Regions from separate parts of the Mus musculus genome. Here regions 1 and 2 are each linked to region 3. The links are chromatin loops, found by intact Hi-C in ENCODE. Cell type or tissue: left cerebral cortex. All regions are shown on one strand. Links, peaks and the distances in the headings refer to the core of each region. The heading gives the core; the rest is flanking DNA. Region 1 overlaps Otx1 (orthodenticle homeobox 1). Region 2 overlaps Ehbp1 (EH domain binding protein 1). Region 3 overlaps Wdpcp (WD repeat containing planar cell polarity effector).

Evidence for each region. A loop is a pair of places that touch in the nucleus more often than their neighbours do. Peaks named below come from ENCODE experiments on the same cell type or tissue, not always from the same donor. Only the 100,000 strongest peaks of a DNase experiment are listed, where the experiment ranks them.
Region 1: a loop joins it to region 3, with 3 times the contacts of the local background. A loop is called at or near these places in 3 of 42 quality-filtered maps.
Region 2: a loop joins it to region 3, with 2.9 times the contacts of the local background. A loop is called at or near these places in 10 of 42 quality-filtered maps.

What each region holds. Positions count from the first base shown.
Region 1 is chr11:21,989,115-21,997,516 of GRCm38, reverse strand. It overlaps Otx1 (orthodenticle homeobox 1), which reads left to right. Exons shown (of 5, transcript NM_011023.3): 5 at 459-2,753. The coding sequence ends at 1,277. Among named protein-coding and RNA genes, the nearest start is that of Gm32517, 5.2 kb to the left of the region's middle. In left cerebral cortex, for the core only: no CTCF peak of the experiment used is centred there; DNase peaks (open chromatin) are centred at 3,497, 4,031, 4,187, 4,544 and 8 more places; H3K4me3 peaks cover 732 bases; H3K27ac peaks cover 447 bases.
Region 2 is chr11:22,193,008-22,201,351 of GRCm38, reverse strand. All of the region lies in intron 5 of Ehbp1 (EH domain binding protein 1), which reads left to right. Among named protein-coding and RNA genes, the nearest start is that of Ehbp1, 90 kb to the left of the region's middle. In left cerebral cortex, for the core only: no CTCF peak of the experiment used is centred there; DNase peaks (open chromatin) are centred at 3,153 and 4,124.
Region 3 is chr11:21,654,108-21,662,509 of GRCm38, reverse strand. It overlaps Wdpcp (WD repeat containing planar cell polarity effector), which reads right to left. Exons shown (of 18, transcript NM_145425.3): 3 at 2,468-2,515; 4 at 1,571-1,621. Among named protein-coding and RNA genes, the nearest start is that of Wdpcp, 86 kb to the right of the region's middle. In left cerebral cortex, for the core only: CTCF peaks have their summits at 2,211 (motif pointing left) and 3,323 (motif pointing left); DNase peaks (open chromatin) are centred at 1,888 and 3,323.

The DNA of each region.
Region 1 (8,402 bases), core at 179-8,178, 340 kb before region 3:
CCTCGGGCCCCAGGCTTGGTGGCTGACCTACACTTCGATGTTCTGTATCTCTCTGCTGTTTCCTGAGCTCTGTTCAAGGAAAACAGGGCCTCCAAAGTAAAACGGGGCTGCGGGGAAGCAGCCAACCGCAACAGCTTAGAGATGGCTGAACTTCTGGCTGGACAGACACAAATGTTCCGCCCTCGGGCAGAGTTGCGCTGGGCTTGGGGAGGTGCGCATCCCTCCAGCAGAGGAGGCTTACTAGGGGTTTGCGCAGAAGGATGGGGGAGGGAGCCAGAGCTGGGGACCTAGCACGTGCGGGGGAGGGGACAGGGTCTGGCAGGGCCGGGGACTGGGAGGGGTAGAGGCTGGGATTGAGAGCTTCCCGAGATCCTGGGCGGGGTATGAGTCCGAGGGGCGGAGGAGTAGCTCCACTAGCCAGCCCCCTGATCCCCTCTCCTTCACCCTGCTCACTGTAGGTTTGGTTCAAGAACCGCCGCGCCAAGTGCCGCCAGCAGCAGCAGAGCGGGAATGGAACGAAAACCCGGCCGGTCAAGAAGAAGTCGTCTCCAGTACGCGAGAGCTCGGGTTCAGAGAGCAGCGGCCAGTTCACGCCGCCCGCCGTATCTAGCTCTGCTTCTTCGTCTAGCTCAGCGTCCAGTGCCTCCGCCAACCCCGCGGCTGCTGCGGCCGCGGGCCTGGGTGGGAACCCAGTGGCAGCAGCGTCCTCTCTGAGCACGCCTACTGCTTCGTCCATCTGGAGCCCGGCCTCCATCTCGCCGGGCTCAGCGCCGACATCCGTATCGGTGCCAGAGCCACTGGCCGCTCCGAGCAACGCCTCGTGCATGCAGCGCTCGGTAGCCGCAGGTGCGGCCACTGCCGCAGCCTCCTACCCTATGTCCTATGGCCAGGGCGGAAGCTATGGTCAGGGATACCCCGCGCCCTCCTCTTCTTACTTTGGCGGTGTAGACTGCAGCTCCTACCTAGCGCCCATGCACTCTCATCACCACCCGCACCAGCTTAGCCCCATGGCACCCTCCTCCATGGCTGGCCATCATCACCATCACCCTCATGCGCACCACCCACTGAGCCAATCTTCAGGCCACCACCACCACCATCACCACCACCACCACCACCAAGGTTATGGAGGCTCTGGGCTCGCCTTCAATTCTGCCGATTGCTTGGATTACAAGGAGCCCGCCGCCGCCGCTGCTTCCTCTGCCTGGAAACTCAATTTCAACTCTCCCGACTGTCTGGACTATAAGGACCAAGCCTCGTGGCGGTTCCAGGTCTTGTGAGCCCAGGAGGGAAAGGAAGTGGAGAAGAAACGCAACTACCTATACCCTCCATGGTCCCCATCCTGTTGCTGCTGCTGCACCACCCGCCTTTGCCTTGGCTTTTCCAAAACTTAATTTTCAGTCCCCCAAAAGATATTCATTGCCTGCACTGCCGCTCCCATCTGTGTGCCACTTGGTTGGGGGTGGAGGATGCAGCCCTTCTCCCCCTTGGAGGTGGGGCCCGGTGCTCCCACTTGGCCCTCCGTTTCTTCCCGGAATAGCAGTACGCTCTCGCTCTCAGCTCGTGCGTCACCCCTTCAAGTCTTTCTGGACAGCTTTTATGCACCTGGAGCCTTCTGGGGCTCTTCGCTCTGACCCTCTGTTTTGAGCTCAACCGTTTTATTTATTCTTTCTGGACACTGAAGTCACTAACTGGCGTATATCAACCGTTTGGAGTGTGTCCATACATACACACTCCTAATCAAACCCTCCACTGTTTCTCCTAGCAGACTGTCGCCCCTTCAGCTGCCCTTGATCTAGCTCCCCACCCGCAGGCCCGAGCTTCCAGCATTTCTGTCTCACCAGTGGTGAGCGTTGGGCCAGGCTCGCGGCAGGAGTGTGCCCCAGCCTCCTTTCCTACCCTGCGCTGGACTGATTCAAGCTTCCGCCTCAGCGGGAATGCTGTACATAGTCAGGTCCGTTCCAGGGACCACTTAAAGTTTTTAGTTGCTGTTGGTTGAACTGAGCATCTCTCTTGTTTTAGCGTCCAAGAAACAGAACTTTAAAATATATACATCACATATATATATATATATATACACACGCACACACACACATATATATATAACAGAAGCAAAAAAATTATTTCCCCTTTGTTCCCGTTCCTCTCTTCCTCAAACGATGGTGGTTCTTATTTTTCAGTTATTACAAAGCTGTCCTGCCCTCTTCACACCTCCCTTTGTGTATTTATTAAAGAAACCCGCTTGGTTCCAGGAAGCTGGGCGCTAGAGGATCGGAAGTGAAGGAAACAGCTAAGTCAGGATACAGGGGTCGGGGCTAGGCTGGTCAGGGCGCACGACTGACCCTTCGCCAGTCTAAGCACAGTATCAAAGCTTCCGCTTAGAAACAAACAGACAAACAAACAAGGTGAAATTACAGCATTGTGGAAAGAAAACCAAGCCCGAGTTCCAGGTCCAATGTTTCTCTCTCTCTCTCTCTCTCTCTCTCTCTCTCTCTCTCTCTCTCTCTCAAACACCCTGTCTGTTCTGTGAGTTTTTAGTGAACCTTCCTTCTCCGAAATCTGCGGAGAGTACCTGTGTACCTATCGGTTTTGGTTTTGGCCGCTTGGTTCAGTAGGTGGGAAAGTAATTTGTAAATTTGATTTGTCCGATGTGAAGATCACAAATTACTTGTTGAGATGTAAGGCAGTCCGTCTCCTCTTCCTCTTTATCTACATTATTTCCCGAAAATAAAAGCAAATTAATGAGTGGCTTGTCAGCGTTGCTCTTCTAATTCCAGCTTCGGGTCTCGGTCTCAGGGGATTAAAAGGGAGGAAATCTGTGTTAATAACCCGCGTGTTAATGATCTGCGCGAAGCTGGAGGCTGAAGAATAAGGCGGGAAGTCATGGCAAGGGGAGTTCCCCAAAACGTTCTTTTAGGGAGTGCCCCCTCATCGGCCCGGCCTCTCCCTCTTCAATGTTTTGACCCCGCGCCTTCTTGCCTTCTAGGACAGAGACAGGTGTCAGGACTCAATTCCAGAAACAGCTCCTTTCTCTTCGGAGGCAGGAGCCTGGCACTGATTTCTTCACCCTAATTGCCAGCACCAGAATGAAGAGGGGGAGAAGGGGGAGGGGAAGAGGGTCGGGAGGCGGGAAAGGATGCGGGTGTAATGCTCTCTGAGCTGAGCCAAGAAGGAAAACAAAACGATCAAAAAAAAAAAAAAAATCTGTGTCCTACAGTGGAGAAGCGTCTCCCGGTGGCTTCACGGTGACTGTGGGATCCTAAGTCCCAACCTCGTGCTAAGGAGTCTTTCTAAACCATTAGTTCGCACAAGAAATGGTCCAGTTATTTATCTATCTTTCGTAAAGTTTCGTTAAAGCAGACAAAGGCGAATTGACCAGTGCGAGTTTCACTTCCTCAGAGGAGAAGATGCCCGGCCTGCAGCCATGAATGGAGAGGGCAGCTCGCCTTCCGTCTGGGGGGACAGAAGGGCTTGTAGGTACTACTCTTCCTAGCTCGGCCACTGGGACGGGACTTGGGAGACTAAAGTGGAGGGAAAGTGTATTAATAACGTCTGCTGCCCGAGAAAATTCGGGGTCCAGAACTGTCCAGATTGTTCTGACGGCTCCTGTGGAGGTGAGCCCAGAAGCCGCGCTTTGCCCACGGGCCGGAGGAAATCAGGAGACAACGAAAACTTGCCCGCGGAGGCAGCGGTAGCCCCTGCTTCTAGTCCGTGAGATTGGCGCGGGGCTGGAGGTCGGCAGGGCACTGGAGCCTTGGCCACGGGGAAGCCGTCCCCGCCGTGTCCGGCCTAGGGTTCGGCCTCCCAGCTCCGGCCCAAGCTTCCTAACTGAGTCCCCGGGGCGGAGGGAGAGCCGCCTGGGCGCGCGGGATCCCTGCAGGGCCAGCCGCCCCCGCGAAGGCTGCTCTGGGCCTGCTCCCTGCCGCGTGCGCCGTGGCCCCTGGCCCGCGGGCCCCGGGCGTTCGCGTGAAGCGGGGCTGGAGGTCCGGGCGGAGGCCTCAGGAGGCCGCCGGGTCCTCCCCACAGGTCCCGCCCTAGGCGTCCCGGGGCTGAGCAGCAGCCGCTTCCACGGGGTCTGGAGGCCCCGAGGCCCTGACCCGCCAGGCTGGGCCTAGCCGCGGCTCGGACGAACCCTGTGGGCGGGCCTCGGGTTCGTCGCGGTTGTCAGTTTGCCCGACTGGCCCCGGTGGTTCGCGAACTTTCCTGGTAGAGCCGGCCGGTGTGGGTGGGAGCGTCGGCGACGCCTCGGCTGTCCCCGCTCAGACGCGCCGCCGAGCACGCCTGCAACAGGAGGCTTCGAGGAGGAGCGGGCACGTGCTTCCCCCTGGGCCTGGGCCTGGGTCGGGGCGCAGGGCCGAGGGCGCGCCGGGGCGCAGGCTCCGGCCGCGGGAACGCGCGCGGGCCGTCGGGGCAGCGGGCCGCGGTCGCCCGTGTGGAGTTTTGGGGGCCTGGGAGCGTCCTTGGGTCACACCTCTCTCAAAGCCGAAAGCGCGTCAGGGGCTGGAGCCCGCAGACGCCAGGTAGAACTACGCGGTCTCTGGAGCCCGAACTCTGGAGCACGGAGCAGCACGGACAGGGCCTGGGAGCTCAACGAAATCTCCACGCGTCCCGAGTGCAGCCCGTGTCTGTCCGCTCGCCCCGGAGGGCCGAAAGGCCTGCTCTTGGCGGACATGGGTAAGGGCTCTGGGCACGACAGTTGGGCTACCTCAGTGAGTTCTTGGCCCACTGAAACTCTGAGGAGAGTCGCGGGAATAAGATGGCTTGTTGGAGGGCTTGTCTGGCTTTGATATTGGCTACAGAGGGTTGGGAAGAAGGTGATATTTCAATTGTGAATGTGTGTGCAAATCCTTCTTCCTTCCTTCCTTCCTTCCTTCCTTCCTTCCTTCCTTCCTTCCTTCCTTCCTCTCTCTCTCTCTCTCTTTCTCTCTCTCTCTCTCTTTCTTCTCTTTCTTCCTCTCTCTCTTTCTCTCTCTCTCTTTCTTTCTTTCTTTCTTTCTTTCTTTCTTTCTTTCTTTCTTTCTTTCTTAGAAAAGCCTTAAAGGATCGAGGGGCGGGGGGCGGGGGGTGGTGGTGATGGTGGTGGCGGGAATTTGGGAATAAAAAAGATGAAAAACCTTAATTAGTGTCAGCAGATTCACACCTGCTGTAGTCCAGAGACCAAAACTGAACCAAACCAAAACATCAAGTTTTAGTTTAAAAAGAAAATTACCACCACCAACACACACACACCTTGTAATTTGTGAAAATAGCACTCTCCATGGCTATTGTGATTTTTTTTATTTAAAAAATAAGAGATAAATTCATTACTAACTGGAAGACTCAATTATAATGTTAATGATGTCAAAGATGTCTGATGTCAAGGTTGTGTTTAAAGGTGAAGAAATGAATATATCTGATATACAACTGTAGCCAATACATACATTATTGGTAAAGAGAATTTGCATGATTATTATTCATGACCAGAAAATGACTTGGCTTTTGATGTAGAATCAATTTAAGAATAGCAATAAGATATTTTTATAAAGTTCCCCAATTAGTGGGGTTTGGTGACATAAGCCTATAATCCCAGCTCTCGAGGGCAGGACACAGGAGGATCAGGAGTTCAGAGCCAACCTCACCTACATAGTAAGTTAAAAAAACCTGCCTGGGCTACAGGAGACCCTATCTCAAAAAGCAAAACCAAACAACTCCCTATCTGCTCCCCCATGGACCCCAAAAGAAAGAAAAAACTTAAAGGCAGAAAAGTTACATGTGACTTTGTTTTCCACACTATGCCTCCCTCTTTCTTAAAGTTCAGAATCTCATGGAAATGGAAAAGTCTCAAGATCAACAATAATGAAAATCAATAACTTAAATAATATTGTATAATAATGAATGTCTTATTTGACCACAGGAAGTTACCTCAGTTATCTTAAATAAATAAGATGTTTAGATAAGTGTTGGGGATATCTAAATTATACTTTTTGAAAGCCAGAGTTTCCCTGCCTGTTATTAATATATCATTCTCCAGAAAGCAATTCTGCCTTTTAATTATTATGCTGATGTGTACTGCTATCTGAAAAGAAACGCTGTGTTGTGTGTGGGGGGGGGGGGGAAGGGGGGAAGCACATTCCATTTTGAGTCTGTTTTTCTTTAGTTGTATTTTTAAAACTGAGTTGCATTTTACTTAAAACAATTTCTAGGCAGTTCTTCAGAAGCCTTAAGGAGCAGAACACTGTCTGGAAGTCCTTTAACCATTTTAGTTAAATGGCAGTCAAACAGGAGAGCCCAAATTGCTTTTTAAACACATCTATGTTTGTTTCTTGGAGAAAGAGAGAAAAAAAATACGTGCATGTTGCTCTCAACTGAGTTGAGTGGTGCTGTAATATACAAAACGGCACACCTGTTTCTAGACTCTTGTTGAGAGATGGAAAGTCCTGATTACTGTTAGAATTGTTTCAAGAAGCCTTTTAGTTCAAATAGGATTTGGACTCTGTTTAATCGATGATAAAGCCAATGATAGAAATTGATGATAAATCGATGATAGAAACATTGAAAATCTATTGCTTCTAAAGAATTGTACCTCTTTTTGGTGGCCAGTATTCGGAGACAAAATTGCATTACATTTCCAGGTCACAAAACCTTTTTTTAAAGGTTAATCTTTATTGAGCTGCTTATGAAAACTTTGGAATTTTTAGAAATTCGTTTAGATTGTAAAATTATGATTTAAGGAATTTGAGTCCAAAATTTTGGAGGGATTGAAGTGGAATATAAATAAATCATAACTAATTTTGATGCTTTGGGGTAAAAACTAAATGTAAGAGTAAACGGTCTCTGATTCACCAGCATAGTGTCTGAAGAGCTTATAAAATATTTTTAGTGTACAAATATTCTTCTGTATGTGTAAAGCTCTGAATGCTTCTAAGATACACCATCATCTGTCACAGCTATTTCAAATAGGGATCATCGTATTTTCTTTTTAAAATTTATTTAAAATTTTTTTCCTGTGAAATATACATATGAAAGAAATTATAAAACAGATTTTTTACACTTTAAAAAATAATGAAATATACATGGTGTTACAAGTTTTTAACAAATGCTTTGAAAAGTAGACTTACAGTTGGTTACAGTGTCAGCATTTAAACTTGATGTTAAATAAAATAATCTATGTTTTAGGTATTTTGCTAAATCCATTAGTAACTGGCTACCTTTTAAGAGAGAGGAATATTTGAAAGAGATATAAAAATTATACAGGCCTTTATAAATTCATAGGATCTCTGGATGGCGCTTTGTCTGGCTGTGTTCCTAATGAGAGGGCACCAAGAGAAGATGCTGTTTCCCCAGAGTTTATATTTGGTGCCATTCAAGTGATGGCTTTGGAGTCTGATTTTAGTGCTAGTGTCTCCATGTTTCAAATCTAGCCTATTCTTTTTGATTCTATATACTTCTACATCTTCCAGGGAGACCAGTGGACTTTAGAACTTAGCATGTTAACGCTGTAATCTCTCCTTCTTCTAACACTGCACATGAAGGATTTTGCTTTAAAACAGTTGGGGAAGAGAGGGAGATGGTAAATGGGCTTGGTGATAAAAGCCTGTAATCACAGCACTTGAGAGACTGGAGCAGGAGGATTGCTGTGAGGTTGAGGCCAGCCTGGGCTACATAGCAAGCCACTGCATCTGAGTTGGGGATGGGGGCTGAGGACAAGTAGGCAGGGTCTGCATTAAGTCTCAGCTGTATAAGGCTGAGGGAGCTTTCATGCAATTCTTTTTACTTTTGTACATCTTTGGTTGTTTTCTTGATACCATAAATAAAGGGCTGGGAGGGTAGCTCAATGGTAAATACCTATAAACCTCTGAGTTCATCCTCAGCACGGGGTGGGGGGGGGAGTATTTAGAAGCTTTTACTTGGTTGCAGGAAATAGTCCTTTCAGTGAGCTGAAGAACTAGAGCTTCCCATGCGTTGGTCTACACACCATTATTCACATAGATTGCTTTGTTGGATCTGTTAAAGCTTGAGAGGTTGATGATAGGCAAGACTCAGTAACTTGGAGACTTAAGCAAGGCTAAATGCTGATGTGTAACCAGCAGGACCGAAGTCAGTGTCAGAGCCTTCGCTCTCGAGGCTGCTACTTTATTTTACAGCATTGCAGCAAAAACTCATTCAAAGAAGGCACATTGGATAATGTGAGAATAGATTATCAGATTAATTTGAGCTGTTTGTCTCTTTACTATGCTTGTTTTATCAAACTGGACACAACCAGAACTCACATGTAATGAGGGAACCTCATTGGAGAAATTGCCTCCATCAGATTAGCCTGTGGGCAAATCTGAGAGCTGCTTTCTTTTACTCTCTTTTTTCTTTTCCTTTTTCCTTTTTCTGCCTGCCTGCCTTTCTTTCTTTCTTTCTTTCTTTCTTTCTTTCTT
Region 2 (8,344 bases), core at 1-8,000, 540 kb before region 3:
TAGCGTCTGGCTCTGTGACTGTCAGCCTGTGCTGTGCTAGCTGTCTTACTGCAGTCCGTCTACAGCAGTGGGCACTTGGTCACATGTACGTTACATTGGGCTGAGGCTGACTTACACACGGTTTTGGTGTTCTGCATCTACTTTTAAAGTAGATGCCATTTGGTACCATCATGTAAGTCCTGCGTGCACTGCTGACTGAGGCAGCTTCGATATAGGGCACACATTTCCAGTTCTGTGACTTACAGAATGATCGTACCTTAACACGAGATTTGTCCCTGAGAAATCAGAAGCATCTTAGAGCCAAGATCAGTCAGGGGTTTCTATATTCTTCTCATGTATTTGCTCATTTTAAGTGACATAGCTCTTATATATAATTTGTGCACTTCAAATAAAGCTTTTAAAACAGTAGATGCTCAGCATGTCTAAAAAAATGAACTTGTCATATACACACACACATATATATGTATATATACATATATATATATATATATATATATATATACACACACACACACATATATACACACACACATATATATATCCGTATATATATAACATTTGGATTTTTTCTTTAATTTGACTTTACTTTTCCATGTGAAAGTTTTGTATCTTCCTGCTAATTTAAAGCAGCTATGTATTAAAAAGTATTTTTGTCAATTTACAAACTGCAGCTAAACCACTATGCATTGTAAATATCCACTAAGTATACAGTTTCATTCTTAGTAAATTCGGAGTGACATGCTTAAGCTTTACTGCCTACAGCCTTCTTAGTTTCTGTACCCCAGTAAGATGTGTGGTGTGACAGTCTGTGACTCAGATCTGCAAAGGAACAATGTACAAGCAAAATTTATAACCCTTTGTCATACGACCAACTTAGTGGCTGGAAATAATCAAAAGGAAAATTATTCTTGTGTTAACAGAATGACTTGTTTTGCTTTAGAATTGTTCTTTGTTTGAACATGTCTTGGTATGAGTGTTAGGTTGCTGCTCATATTTAGAAACATTTATAGTTAGCATTATTTACCTTATTTTAAATGTGCATCATGTTTGTCCTTTTCAGACTTTTTGCATAAGTGTTTATAGAACTGATGTTTTCTCCTATGTATAAAGATGTTTGCTAACTCCAACTTTTCCTAGTGGTTGGGTTCTTCGCAGGCACCAGTGAGCTCTTTCACAAGTGTGAGCCATGAGAGGGCTCTGTTTCTGCAGCAGTGACTCTGGGTTAGAATCCATGCCACTGATAGCTTGACTCAGTGAAAGGCTAGAGGGCTTCAGATTATTAGACAAAACCAGTCCTTCAGCAGGGCTTCTACAGTGGCCTTGTTCATTCAAGGACGGTTCTTGTGGCAAGGTTCAGAGTTGAGTTTAGAGGCAGGTTTCAATGCAGACATGTCAACAAGTAGGTCGTATAAAATGAAAGTGATGACTGGGGGTGACAAAATGAAATCAAGTTAACTGGAACCACCTGAAATCGTCAGTTTAATTTGGTAGGGGATGGGAAGAAGGATTCTGAACAAGCAGCGATACTTTGTAAATAATGACTCTGCGTTACATATGAGCCACTAACAAAAGGGAGGCACAAAAGACTCGATTGCCTTGTTTGTTTTTTTATTTTGCATTGGGAGGAAAAAGTAGGAGAGGGGTATAATTTAGGTCTGATAGAAAGAAATGGGAGCTGCCAAACGTGCTAGGAAGGAGGGGAAATGAGTGGGTAAAGAATCTGCACTGGTTACAGGGAATGCCTGTGAGCTTAGCACAGTGTCTGAAGTCTTGCTTACTTTAAAATTTTATACAAGTTCATTCGCCCTCAGTATTTCTTATTCTTGCTCCACACCCAGGCTCCATCCTTCATCTTTATTCTCTTTGTAAGTTGCTTTCATTAGCGACTGAGGGGTAAAATGGAGATCAGAGAACTGACTTGAGACCCGAGCTGTCTTCTCTGCTCTGTAGTTGGTGCTTCCTAGATTATTTACAGCATTTCTCCCCTACACATCCTTGTTTGTCTCTGTGTTGGTGGACCTGATGACTGAAAACCTCAAGTCAGTCAGAGGGTAGCTTCAATCAGATTATTGGTTTTGACTGATTTTAACTTTTAAATCAAGCAGGAATTGCAAGAATCTAAATTGCCTTAACTACTATTTCTTGATGGACAGGCAAAGTAATTTAATTTATAAAATGACTTTATAACAAGCATGAAAGGATAGATAGCACTGGCATTTCTTTGTGACTGAGGTATAGTAGCACACATCCAGGAGGGTGCTGATTTATAAATGTGTATTCTCAGTGTCTGGTGCAGTCTGGGGTTTAGATACCCTGAGCTTGGGAGAGCTCTTCTTGTAATATGATTACTTTTTATACTATAGGATTTTATTTTTAATGTCTTTGTGTATTTAATTATTTTAAAATTATGATTACTTTTGCTGTATTTAATATGAAGTTTTTTTTTAACGCTCTTTTTCATCCTACCAAAATTTAGCTTGCCATCCCATCAAAATAGATAAATCCAAAAAGCCCATTTTGGATAAGTATAATATTTTCAAAGTTTCTAAGTTGAATAAACTCTTTACTTTCCACTGAAACTTTTTTTTATTGTTTTGAGCCTAAACATGAACAAATTCTTTTTTAAACATATGTGTATTTAAATAAGCAACACTTCATATCTTTTCTTCATAAAGTGAAATATTTCCTTAATGCTAACACAACCCTAGTCACTTCTCTGCCAAAGCAAACAGAAGAATGAACGCTTTATTAATCATCCGTAACTAACGTGGGTACACAGAGAAGAAAATCAAATCTGTTTTTGACAAGAACCTTTTGATGGAATTAGAAAGAGAGAGAGAGAGAGAGGGAGAGAGAGAGAGAGAGAGCGCAAGAGAGCACCGTTCTTTCTCTTCTCCTGAAGAGAGACTTCACCTCCCCGTGGGTCTCTTGTCATTTGTGAACATAAAGGAAGGTTAGGTCTTTATTTTCACTGCTGCACACAAATGGCAACAAGTCAAAACTTGGAAGAACTTTAAATAAAAGTGGCATTCTCCTGCCTCCTCCCTTCCTTCCAGCTCCAGCTCCACATCATAGAGGTGTAGCTTTTCATCCCAGTTCCAGTTCTCTTCTCCTCCGTTGTAGCTCTGAAGGACGCCTATTTAGTGAGTTGGTAACCTCACATAACAGTTACTGCATTTCTGGTTCAGGTTTCACATGCCTGCCTGGAAGCATTTCAAAAATAAAAATAGGTCACAAGGAGGTGTTCTCTGATGATTTCTTCACCCCACCGTCTTCCTTCCTCCGACTCCTCCAGGGTTCAACACTGGTTGCCACCAGGCTCACTGCTGCTCCAAGCTCAGCCTCTCCTATGATCCCGCACTCACTCTCCACACCCACTCTCCGACTTCTCCACAGTCCTCATACTCAAATCTACTTTATATGTATATTTTGAGGCTTCTTTGTTATTAGAGTTTGTATTAATATAGAGTCAGCCTAGGCAAACATTATATTTTCTTCTTAAAGATGTAGAAAATTCACAGAAAAATAAAAATATGCGTTGGCCGGATATTCTGGCACATACTGATAGCCCTAGCTCCTGGGAGGGCCGGGGCTAGGTTTGTGACTTTGAAACCAGCCTGGACTATCTAAGGGCCCTGTGAGAAGACAAACATCAAGAAAAACAAATCTTTATAGGCTCAAGTAATTCCTTCTGGTTTTCCCTTGTTTGGTTTTTCTACTGTGGGTCAGTGGTCTTTGATAAAAACTAGGCTTCCTACCCTTCTTTTATGGGTAGGAATAAGAATTTTGACTTTAAAAAGCTGAAAGAATAGGCAAATAGAGCAGTCTTGATTTTCTGTGCAAACAAATTTACCCTTTCTTTAAAAGACTATTAAAAGCAACGTAACAGAGATGAGTTGTGTTACAGTTGTCTTCTCTGCCCTTCTGCCCCTTCTTGGCTCCTCTGGGCCTGCCCCCTCTGTTCTCGCCATACCGCTTCAAGACAACCCATCCCTCCAGCCATCTTTTCCTAGGAGATAATCTCAATTTAAAATGGTAATCAGGATAAAAATGGAACTCGGCATTTAATTTTAGAATGAACCGTTTACTAGAATATATCAATTACTTCAGAGATTCCTGTACTGATTTTAGTCCATTTTAAACAGCTTGTTTGGGGCCCTGCCTGGAAATAATCATGAAACTGTGTGACTGTCTAAACCTAAGTCTGTCTTCTCAGCATTTTATGAATTAGGTTTGTTAACTTCTGTCACTCTGGAAAGTCGTGTATCTGTAGTTAGGTTGGAATGCCCAATTACACAGCAGGCATATTAGACTGTGGGTCATAAAAATCTGTAACTAGGAGGTATTCCAAGACTGTCGAAAGGCTTGGCCTTCTGAGGCTGCCCAACTGTGCCCTGATGAACTGACTTCTCCTTAGTGTAGAATTTCCTGTTTTCTGCCCAGTCAACTAAAAAATAAGCACGCTTGTGTGTTGACTTTAGTCTCCAGTCAGTCTTACCGGAGTTGAAGGTTTCACTCTTTTTCAGAATATAATAAACAGTATACTGATAAGTTTCTCTTTGTGAAATATTTATTTTCGTGTCACTGTGTTATTTTTCAAACGGATCAATATCATTCCTGATTTTAAATGTTAAAAAAATACTGTTTCCTATATGTCACTGTTTCTAAGCTATCATTAAATTATTAATATTTATTCAGTAAAAATGGTTACTGTTTTGCCATTGAAGTTACTTGACCACAGAACATTCCCTTTTTCTATATTTTCATGTGTAGGGTATTTTTTTTTAACCTTTTAAAATAAGACAAAGTACTTCTAAAAACAAAATAAGAATTGCCCCAAGAAGTGTTAAAGCCCATATCTGCTTTGTGTCTTAGAAATTTGGAGCTATCTTTAAAAACACAGAAGGCAGTGGCCATGGACTCTGAAGCTGCCGCTGAAGCTACCAGGCCATAACCATCATCCGAGCAGAGCATGGTCTAACTCTGGTGGGAGGTATTAAGTAGGTCTTGGGGAGACTAAAAAGCCTTGCATGGTTAGCTGGTATTGTGCTGAGAAGGAAATGTCTGACTTAAATCAAGTATTTATCTTTAAGAACTTTTATATAAACTTGAATTTTTCTTAAAATTCTTAAATATTATGGAGCCATTGATATTAAACCAGGAAAACGAAAATTCTATTTAAGATTTTTATTATTTGTCTTAAAAATTAACTTTGTTTCCAGTGAATGCCCTTTATTTTAGAAATTAATTTAGAAATTAGAAACTTAATTGAAAATGTAATATTTGGCCATCTTTTTACTTTAAAAAGGAGTAAAATAATTCTGTCTTGATTTTACTCTTTTCTCGGAGGACTTGCTAGGTTTCCTGTGTCTGTCTTCAGAAATCCATGTTATCTTTTCATACACAGGGCAGAGTAATCCGTACCCTTTGTTCATCTTACCGTGTACACTGATAGGTTTTTAACGATACCAGAGCACACTATTAAATTTTTTGTCTTATTTTTTCCCATATAAAACTTACAGTTTATTAGGATTTTAAAACCTTAAATGAGTCTTAGTTTCTGTAATGTGCAGTGCAGTTCAGTCGCCTGACTCCCCTGCTGTGGGCCGGGCCACCCTTCAGTCTTAAGGCACTTTCACACACCACATATCACTGAAAAACTGTTCTTTCTTGAACACCTCTGCCCTTGACTTCTAATGTACCTTTCTCCCTCCCTCCTTCCCTCCCTCCAGCCCCTCTGTGTCTCTCTCAGTTTTGAAGAACAGGCAGAGGAACAGATCTTTTCTTTTCTCTTGTAAGTTTTCTCCTCTCCAGAAACAAAGTTACCTACCTTTACAAGACTCTAAGGGACAGAGGTATACTGGTTTTATCTTCCCTCCATTCTGTCAGACTTTGGTCCCTGTGAAAGAGTCCTGCTCTCATCTTTAATAAAACAAAGCATAAACAAAAAACCAAGCACTTAGAAAACCTATCTCAGAATTTTTTGTCTCTACCTCGTGAACTTGACTAAACGTGAACACACCATCATCAAGTGCAGAGTTCTCTTTATTTCAAAGGAAGCACTTAAACCTGGTCACAGCTTTTGCTCTGAGCGGTGTATTACTTGTCTGTCATTTCGTTTTTGCGTGCAGTAACCTGGTAGTAGTTGTTATTGCTTGAATTACAGTTTGAGCACCAATAGCATACTGGGCACCACACCAGATAAATCCCAGCCCCACAGGCACAATATGATTGACAGCTATTTTCAGAGAATGGTAGTAGTTGTATAACAGCAAAAGAAACTGGCTTGGAATTTTTATCAACAGTTACCTTAAAGTAACTTGCTAGATAATGTCCTCTAAGTCTGAGGCTTTAGCTTTCAAAAATAGGACCTTTAAGGTCCTTCCTTATCTTTATGAAAAACTAAAGCACACCTTGTGCTGCTCTGCTCGTCAGCCTGTGAAGGGACACATTCCCTTACCTCAGCATGACCTCCCCCCCCCCCACATACACACACCTGTTAATAGTGAATAGAGGACATCCAGAAATGAACTTTGACCTTCACCTAACTAAAACCCAGCCAAAGAGCAATGACAAAAACTGCCAATGAAAACAGGAGAGCTAAAGATAGAATGTTAAGTAACCGCTAAGCCCTGTGAGTTGATTGGTGGTTCTTACCAGGGTGTTAGCTGCTGCAGTACCTCTGACGAGACAGTAGTGCTGAGAGGTGAGAATGGTCTTCAAAACCAAAACCAAACCAGACCAAGCTCTCAGGGACTAAACCACCAACCAAAGAGTACACATGGAGGGACCCATGGCCTCAGCTGCATATGTAGCAGAGGATGACCTTGTTGGACATCAGTGGGAGGAAAGGTCCTTGGTCCTGTGAAGGCTCCATGCTCCAGTGTAGGGGAATGCCAGGGTGGGGAGGCGGGAGTGGCTGGGTGGGTGGGAGGAACACCCTCATAGAAGCAGGGAGAGGGGGGATGGGATAGGGAGTGTGGTGGGGGGGCGCACTGGGAAAGGGGATAACATTTAAAATGTAAATAAAGAAAAATATCCAATGTAAAAAAAGCAACAGACAAGAGCTCAGTTAGATTCTAACTGCTATTACAATAAATGATGTACAATCAGGACCCTACAGAAATAAGAATATATATATGTGTGTGTGTGTGTGTGTGTGTGTGTGTGTGTGTGTGGTGTGTATGTATGTGTGTGTATATATATATATATATATATATATATATATATATATATATGTGTGTGTGTTTGTGTGTGTGTGTGTGTTTGTGTGTGTGTGTGTGTATGTATGTATATATATATATTGAAGGTAAACTTTGGTGCTCAAGAGATAGCTCAGTGGTTTAAGGTTAACTCCAAGCATCTGGGTCAAATTGCTCACAACTGGTCTCTTTGGGCACCCTCATGCATGTGAGTGTTGGAACCCCCTCCCACACAGAAATTGTACCATAAAATTAGAATGTGATCTTTGTGTCATTGAAAACTAAGTATGAGGAAAACACCTCAGTTCTTCTTTGTCTGCATATGTCAGGTGCAAGCAGTATCTGCCTCTTCAGAGACATTTAAATATCAGTGGTTGTGAATTTTAAGAGTGCAAGGGACTAGATATTTCCTTAGTGACGTGACCCAGAAAAGCCAGAGAAAACCTCTGCAATGTAACTTACTTCGCTATAGTGGAGGGATTAAAAACATGCCTACTTCATAGAAGTGTCTCTTAACACATGTTCTTAAACAGACAGCACCTGGCATGATAGATTATTGTTGATGTTGTGTTGAGAAATTAATGGGATAAGCAGTTTACTGTGCGTATAGAAAGCAGTTCAGAGAGCTCTGATGTTGCAGGGTTTCTTTAATCCCTATATGTTTCACACTTTCACATTGATGCTTGGAAAGGAAGGAGCTCTGAACAACACTGCTTACATTATATAGCTCTGTTTTCTTCTTGGTGCTGGGACTGGACCTGGGGGCTTTCTCATGCTAAGCATGCACTCTTGCTCTGACCACTTAAGCACAGGCTGCTAGAGTTTACAAGTGTTCTAGGGTGCTGGTGGGATACCTGTTCAAAGCTCAATGTGCATAATCCTCATTTGAAAACATAGATTGCTTGATTCATTTGATTGTGGTGTCAATTGATTTTTATATTATGCCTTTTATTTGTACAGTATTTTAGAGAATTATGCTGAAACTAAGTAGCATGGTTCAGTTTTAAGTTTAAATGGTTAATCTGCCTTTTTAACTGTAGAAAGTTGAAGGGGTTTTTTTTTTTTTTTTTTCACCCTCAAGCTGAAAAACACTGAGAATTCAGGCTGTACCTGAAACATCACAGAACATGATGGTAATTATC
Region 3 (8,402 bases), core at 255-8,254:
CCCTTAGGAGCCTGCTTGTTTTCTAATGAGAGATAGAAAGGGAATGGATCCATATGGGAGGGGCTGGAAGGGGCAGAGAGACAGGAAGCAGTAATCAGGATATATCATGTGAAAAAAATCTATTTTCAATAAAATGAATAATAAGATAATTTAAAATCTATGCTAGAATTCAATAACAATATACCTTTAGTTTGTTTTAAATAATTTCAATTGAAAGGTTATTTAGGGAAGGTACAAAGTGAGCCTAAAACTAAATATCTTTTAAAAATTAATAAAATTGGGGCAGAGGTCTAACTCAGGGGTAAGGCACTTGCCTAGTATATGTGAAGCCCTGGGTTCCATCTCTAGCACCTACCACATACACATGAATACATGCTACACAAATAATTCTAATAGCATATTAAACCCATTAAAATACAAATTGATCTTTATAGTCTCATATTTAATAATTATGAAAAAGAAGTGTATATATAAATGTACATGTCATGTGTGCATATACAAATAATATATAGCATATATAGATATTTAAATTTGAGAGTAAAAATTGCTATGTATCTTATTTCAGCAAATTAATTTGGCTCTATAAACATAATTTTGATGTGTAGAACATATGTACAAATTTTAAGATATGTGTTACAGATAGCAATGCAGTATTCTAAAAATTAAATGTCAGTTTAATCACTTAAAATAAGGAAAGAGGGAAGGCTTTTCAGATTTAGCCATATTTTAAATAAAACTTTAAATTACATTAGCTTTAAATCATTAAACCTATATAGTGATATAGTTATACATACAATATACTTGTATCTTTGAGACTAACAACAACTAAAGAAAATGCTGATATAACAAATCTGACTTTATTAAAAATAAGCACAACAGCATTGGCAAGATGGCCCAGAAGGTGCAAGTGCCCACTGCACAGACTGACAGCCTGAGGTCAGGTTCTGGGACCAACATGGTGGAAGGAGAGGACCAGTTCTCTGATTTTCACACACATGCTATAGTGCACACCAGGACACACAGTCATGCATATACATACATAACACACACAATCATAAAATAACAATGTTAAAAATAGTAAAATATGCTAATACCTTAGGCAAAATATGAATACTTAAGTGATATCAGAATTTGAGCATGATTTATGATCATTTTCTCACACAAAAATTAGGTGACAGATATATAAATTTTACTACAGAACTTGTATGATTGATAAATCAGGTCATTGTAAACACCTTGAACATTTATACTTTTATTAGCCAGTTAAATATTTCAGATAAAATCGTTTATTTAAAAATATTAAGTGAAAATACACGTAATTTTAAGTTTGTGTTTACACAAGCATATATCCTACCAAAATTTTACATGGTAAATATTTTAGTGACTTAAATTAGAAAAACCTAACACATACAATTATTATGTGATTGAGTTCAATATAGAAACAATGAAAATTAGTAATTATAAGAAACGTGGACAGAATAGCATTTACAATTTATACAGAAAACAGTTCAATGGTAACACAACTCTCTATTTTTCTAATAATTTAAATATATTGATAAGGTAAACTTACATTCTGCCAGCCTTTGTTTTTCTTCTAAGTTACCATGCTCTGTTGCTGATACTGTAGCAAAGGAAAGACAAAAGAGGTGGGATTTGTTTTTATTACAGTATCTTGTATTTGTAATGGGTGCACAGACAATAGATTGTTGCAGACACTGAGATTAATACAGGATGCTAAGCTTTAAAAAGGACAGTTGAGAGAGAATGTCACAATGTGTGCTTGCATGCCATAGAAGCCATTTCCTTACTGTGCAGTGAAAAGGCTTATACAGCACAACAGGTGGGCCAATATTCTGAGCTTCCAATCTCATCAAACAGGAAAGGGAACTGCAACGGAGCCCAGAAGAGAAGCCGAAGCATCTGTCATCAGAGCTCTGAAGTCAGCCTATTAACTGCCATGCTAAGCACACAGGGTGCTCACATAGCCTCCACTTCAACGAAGAACAGAACAGGAAGTAACTCTAGCTAGGGAGACCTTTTGGCCCATCATAAAACTTCTGGGATTAACAGGATTAATCAGATAAAGAAAATTGATCATTCACTCAGAAATGTCTATTTCAGATATCAGGTGAGGATCCGGGAGGCCAGCATCACGAGACCAATGCATTAACAATGCCCTCTGCTGGGGCACCAATAAATAAATGTGAATAGACTGTCCTGTTATCAGCCTGATCGGCAACAAAATGAAAATGTCCACGTTCTTCTACAACATTTTCTCAGTACTGCTTTATTTTTGATTGATCAGATATTAATCTTAGCATTTTTCTCTTTAAAAAACCTGAAGTACTGCTCTTAAAAGTTTAGAATTTATCTAAAGCTCGTAAACACAGAGTTTTTAATGTTCTACTCCATTTCTAGGAACATCTCATTTATAAAACAAGTTAAGTAGAATAGGTAAGTACTTTACCTGATGGATCTTTCTTGTCATAGTACTGGTAGACGCCGATGTCTCTATCTATAGAGAGAAAGAAAGAACATTAAATTATGGTAAAAGTTCTGGAGAGTAAGAAGCCAAATCATACTATATCAGAGGGGCTTGTGGGGAGAGGAGCAGAAACAGTCTCCTTATGTTACTAGAAATAAAATAGCTCAAAAGCATCTGGACACGGGTTCATCTATTCTAGGGATATGCAGAAACTGGAAACTTTATCGATCTAATGAGAAACTCAGAATGGCAGAAGGAACCACACAGAACTAGAATGGCATGGGGGGGATTAGTAAAGAACTGAAATCAAGGAAGACCAAGTTTTCTCTTTCACACTTCCTCTGATATTTTTCACAGGGCGCTACCAAAAGGAACTGCCACTAAGCAATGCCAAATGAAGTCAGTGGATGGAAGAAAATGCCCTAGCTGTTGGATTCCGAGCTGTGGCTTGCTTTTCTCCAATTTAGCTCAGAAATCTAGTTCCTATCCTATAGCATTTGGGAGGAAATCTGCAAGAAGAAAGGAGGGATTACTGGGAGCTGTGGATAATTTTTTATCCGAAACTTGTTTAGAGTCAAAAGGCTTCCAAACCTATTCAAATTCAGACGCTCTGCTGGGCTAGGTAAGACACAAGTGAGACTCCGCAGATGTTGAGATTGGTTTAACCAAGGGATTCTGTTCTTGCAATTTAAACAAGAGAACAGAATAATTTTCCTGTGTCTATGAATAATAAAATATCTCCTTTATTGAAGTAACACTTATTTTCTTCCATGCAAAAATAATTCTCAGTTACTAACATAAGGAGGCTACAACTGTCTCTTATGAAGTGAAGCAGTACAGGCTGCCCCCTAGTGACTGATTGTCTCCAAACTTCTTCAAACTGAGTGACAAAACCAAAAGAAAAACATTAAGTAAAACTGCTATAATTAAGTCAGCAAATAAGTAACAGTCATGTGTACTTGATATACTCGGTACTCAATACTCATATACTAAAGCTATATTTTTTATTGATTGTGAAATTAAGACATTGGATAAAATCGACTTCCAACCCAAAGTTATCAAAAAAGACAAGGAGGGACACTTCATACTCATCAAAGGTAAAATCCTCCAAGAGGAACTCTCAATTCTGAATATCTACGCTCCAAATGCAAGGGCAGCCACATTCATTAAAGACACTTTAGTAAAGCTCAAAGCACACATTGCACCTCACACAATAATAGTGGGAGACCTCAACACACCACTTTCATCAATGGACAGATCGTGGAAACAGAAACTAAACAGGGACACAGTGAAACTAACAGAAGTTATGAAACAAATGGACCTGACAGATATCTACAGAATATTTAATCCTAAAACAAAAGGATATACCTTCTTCTCAGCACCTCACGGGACCTGCTCCAAAATTGACCATATAATTGGTCACAAAATAAGCCTCAACAGATACAAAAATATTGAAATTGTCCCATGTATCCTATCAGACCACCATGGCCTAAGACTGATCTTCAATAACAACATTAAGAATGGAAAGCCAACATTCACGTGGAAACTGAACAACACTCTTCTCAATGATACCTTGGTCAAGGAAGGAATAAAGAAAGAAATTAAAGACTTTTTAGAGTTTAATGAAAATGAAGCCACAACGTACCCAAACCTTTGGGACACAATGAAAGCATTTCTAAGAGGGAAACTCATAGCTCTGAGTACCTCCAAGAAGAAACGGGAGAGAGCACATACTAGCAGCTTGACAACACATCTAAAAGCTCTAGAAAAAAAGGAAGCAAATTCACCCAAGAGGAGTAGACGGCAGGAAATAATCAAACTCAGGGGTGAAATTAACCAAGTGGAAACAAGAAGAACTATTCAAAGAATTAACCAAACGAGGAGTTGGTTCTTTGAGAAAATCAACAAGATAGATAAACCCTTAGCTAGACTCACTAGAGGGCAAAGGGACAAAATCCTAATCAACAAAATCAGAAATGAAAAGGGAGACATAACAACAGATCCTGAAGAAATCCAAAACACCATCAGATCCTTCTACAAAAGCTTATACTCAACAAAACTGGAAAACCTGGATGAAATGGATAAATTTCTGGACAGATACCAGGTACCAAAGTTGAATCAGGATCAAGTTGACCTTCTAAACAGTCCCATATCCCCTAAAGAAATAGAAGCAGTTATTAATAGTCTCCCAACCAAAAAAAGCCCAGGACCAGATGGGTTTAGTGCAGAGTTCTATCAGACCTTCAAAGAAGATCTAATTCCAGTTCTGCACAAACTATTTCACAAGATAGAAGTAGAAGGTACTCTACCCAACTCATTTTATGAAGCCACTATTACTCTGATACCTAAACCACAGAAAGATCCAACAAAGATAGAGAACTTCAGACCAATTTCTCTTATGAATATCGATGCAAAAATCCTTAATAAAATTCTCGCTAACCGAATCCAAGAACACATTAAAGAAATCATCCATCCTGACCAAGTAGGTTTTATTCCAGGGATGCAGGGATGGTTTAATATACGAAAATCCATCAATGTAATCCATTATATAAACAAACTCAAAGACAAAAACCACATGATCATCTCGTTAGATGCAGAAAAAGCATTTGACAAGATCCAACACCCATTCATGATAAAAGTTTTGGAAAGATCAGGAATTCAAGGCCCATACCTAAACATAATAAAAGCAATCTACAGCAAACCAGTAGCCAACATCAAAGTAAACGGAGAGAAGCTGGAAGCAATCCCACTAAAATCAGGGACTAGACAAGGCTGCCCACTTTCTCCCTACCTTTTCAACATAGTACTTGAAGTATTAGCCAGAGCAATTCGACAACAAAAGGAGATCAAGGGGATACAAATTGGAAAAGAGGAAGTCAAAATATCACTTTTTGCAGATGATATGATAGTATATATAAGTGACCCTAAAAATTCCACCAGAGAACTCCTAAACCTGATAAACAGCTTTGGTGAAGTAGCTGGATATAAAATTAACTCAAACAAGTCAATGGCCTTTCTCTACACAAAGAATAAACAGGCTGAGAAAGAAATTAGGGAAACAACACCGTTCTCAATAGTCACAAATAATATAAAATATCTCGGCGTGACTCTAACTAAGGAAGTAAAAGATCTGTATGATAAAAACTTCAAGTCTCTGAAGAAAGAAATTAAAGAAGATCTCAGAAGATGGAAAGATCTCCCATGCTCATGGATTGGCAGGATCAACATTGTAAAAATGGCTATCTTGCCAAAAGCAATCTACAGATTCAATGCAATCCCCATCAAAATTCCAACTCAATTCTTCAACGAATTAGAAGGAGCAATTTGCAAATTCATCTGGAATAACAAAAAACCTAGGATAGCAAAAACTCTTCTCAAGGATAAAAGAACCTCTGGTGGAATCACCATGCCTGACCTAAAGCTTTACTACAGGGCAATTGTGATAAAAACTGCATGGTACTGGTATAGAGACAGACAAGTAGACCAATGGAATAGAATTGAAGACCCAGAAATGAACCCACACACCTATGGTCACTTGATCTTCGACAAGGGAGCTAAAACCATCCAGTGGAAGAAAGACAGCATTTTCAACAATTGGTGCTGGCACAACTGGTTGTTATCATGTAGAAGAATGCGAATCGATCCATACTTATCTCCTTGTACTAAGGTCAAATCTAAGTGGATCAAGGAACTTCACATAAAACCAGAGACACTGAAACTTATAGAGGAGAAAGTGGGGAAAAGCCTTGAAGATATGGGTACAGGGGAAAGATTCCTGAACAGAACAGCAATGGCTTGCTCTGTAAGATCGAGAATTGACAAATGGGACCTAATGAAACTCCAAAGTTTCTGCAAGGCAAAAGACACCGTCAATAGGACAAAAAGACCACCAACAGATTGGGAAAGGATCTTTACCTATCCTAAATCAGATAGGGGACTAATATCCAACATATATAAAGAACTCAAGAAGGTGGACTTCAGAAAATCAAATCACCCCATTAAAAAATGGGGCTCAGAACTGAACAAAGAATTCTCACCTGAGGAATACCGAATGGCAGAGAAGCACCTGAAAAAATGCTCAACATCCTTAATCATCAGGGAAATGCAAATCAAAACAACCCTGAGATTCCACCTCACACCAGTCAGAATGGCTAAGATCAAAAATTCAGGTGACAGCAGATGCTGGCGTGGATGTGGAGAAAGAGGAACACTCCTCCATTGTTGGTGGGATTGCAGGCTTGTACAACCACTCTGGAGATCAGTCTGGCGGTTCCTCAGAAAACTGGATATAGTACTACCGGAGGATCCAGCAATACCTCTCCTGGGCATATATCCAGAAGATGCCCCAACTGGTAAGAAGGACACATGCTCCACTATGTTCATAGCAGCCTTATTTATAATAGCCAGAAGCTGGAAGGAACCCAGATGCCCCTCAACAGAGGAATGGATACAGAAAATGTGGTACATCTACACAATGGAGTACTACTCAGCTATTAAAAAGAATGAATTTATGAAATTCCTGGCCAAATGGATGGACCTGGAGGGCATCATCCTGAGTGAGGTAACACATTCACAAAGGAACTCACACAATATGTACTCACTGATAAGTGGATATTAGCCCAAAACCTAAGATACCCAAGATATAAGATACAATTTCCTAAACACATGAAACTCAAGAAAAATGAAGACTGAAGTGTGAACACTATGCCCCTCCTTAGAAGTGGGAGCAAAACACCCTTGGAAGGAGTTACAGAGACAAAGTTTGGAGTTGAGATAAAAGGATGGACCATGTAGACACTACCATATCCGGGGATCCATCCCATAATCAGCTTCCAAATGCTGACACCATTGCATACACTAGCAAGATTATGCTGAAAGGACCCTGATATAGCTGTCTCTTGTCAGAGTATGCCTGGGCCTAGCAAACATAGAAGTGGATGCTCACAGTCGGCTATTGGATGGATCACATGGCCCCCAATGAAGGAGCTAGAGAAAGTACCAAAGAAGCTAAAGGGATCTGCAACCCTATAGGTGGAACAACATTATGAACTAACCAGTACCCCGGAGCTCTTGACTCTAGCTGCATATGCATCAAAAGATGGCCTAGTCGGCCATCACTGGAAAGAGAGGCCCATTGGACACGCAAACTTTATATGCCCCAGTACAGGGGAACGCCAGGGCCATAAAAGGGGAGTGGGTGGGTAGGGGAGAGGGGGTGGGTGGCTATGGGGGACTTTTGGTATAGCACTGCAAATGTAAATGAGCGAAATACCTAATAAAAAATGGAAAAAAAAAAAAAAAAAAAAAAAAAAAAAAAGAAAAACTAATGTTTAAATAGTATTCAATAAAAATAAACATGTGATGTTGTACAAAATTGCTACAATAATTATATTATGCATTAAGAATAAACCAATGTATAAAAAAAAAAAAAAAGAAATTAAGACATAATGTTAAAGAGTGCAATTGGATGTCAGATGGAAAACATCTACCAAACACTGACTAAGACTGAGGCCCCTTGAGTACTTAGAATAATTTGTTAGGCTGAGCAGTGGTTTCAGGAGTGTGCTCACCTTTTGATAGTTCACAGCATACTCTTACAAACTGTACACTTTTCAGTACATATGTTACACTTCAATCTTAAAAGTTTCTTGTTATTTAAAGCTATGAGCTAAGAGCTGCAGACATTATATATGCAAGCAATATTTCCTATTAAAAAACCACAGTTATAATTACAATACCGTTTCCTACATCAATATATTTACGACTCTAACATAGGACTAGGAAGACCTTAATTAAGGGACCTTGAATTCCATACACAAATCCGGGCTTAGTGGCCTGGCTAAGTGAGACTGAACGTAAGTGAGACAAGGGAATCCACACAGGAAGACCTGTTTGAGAAGGACCAGGGCTGGATGAG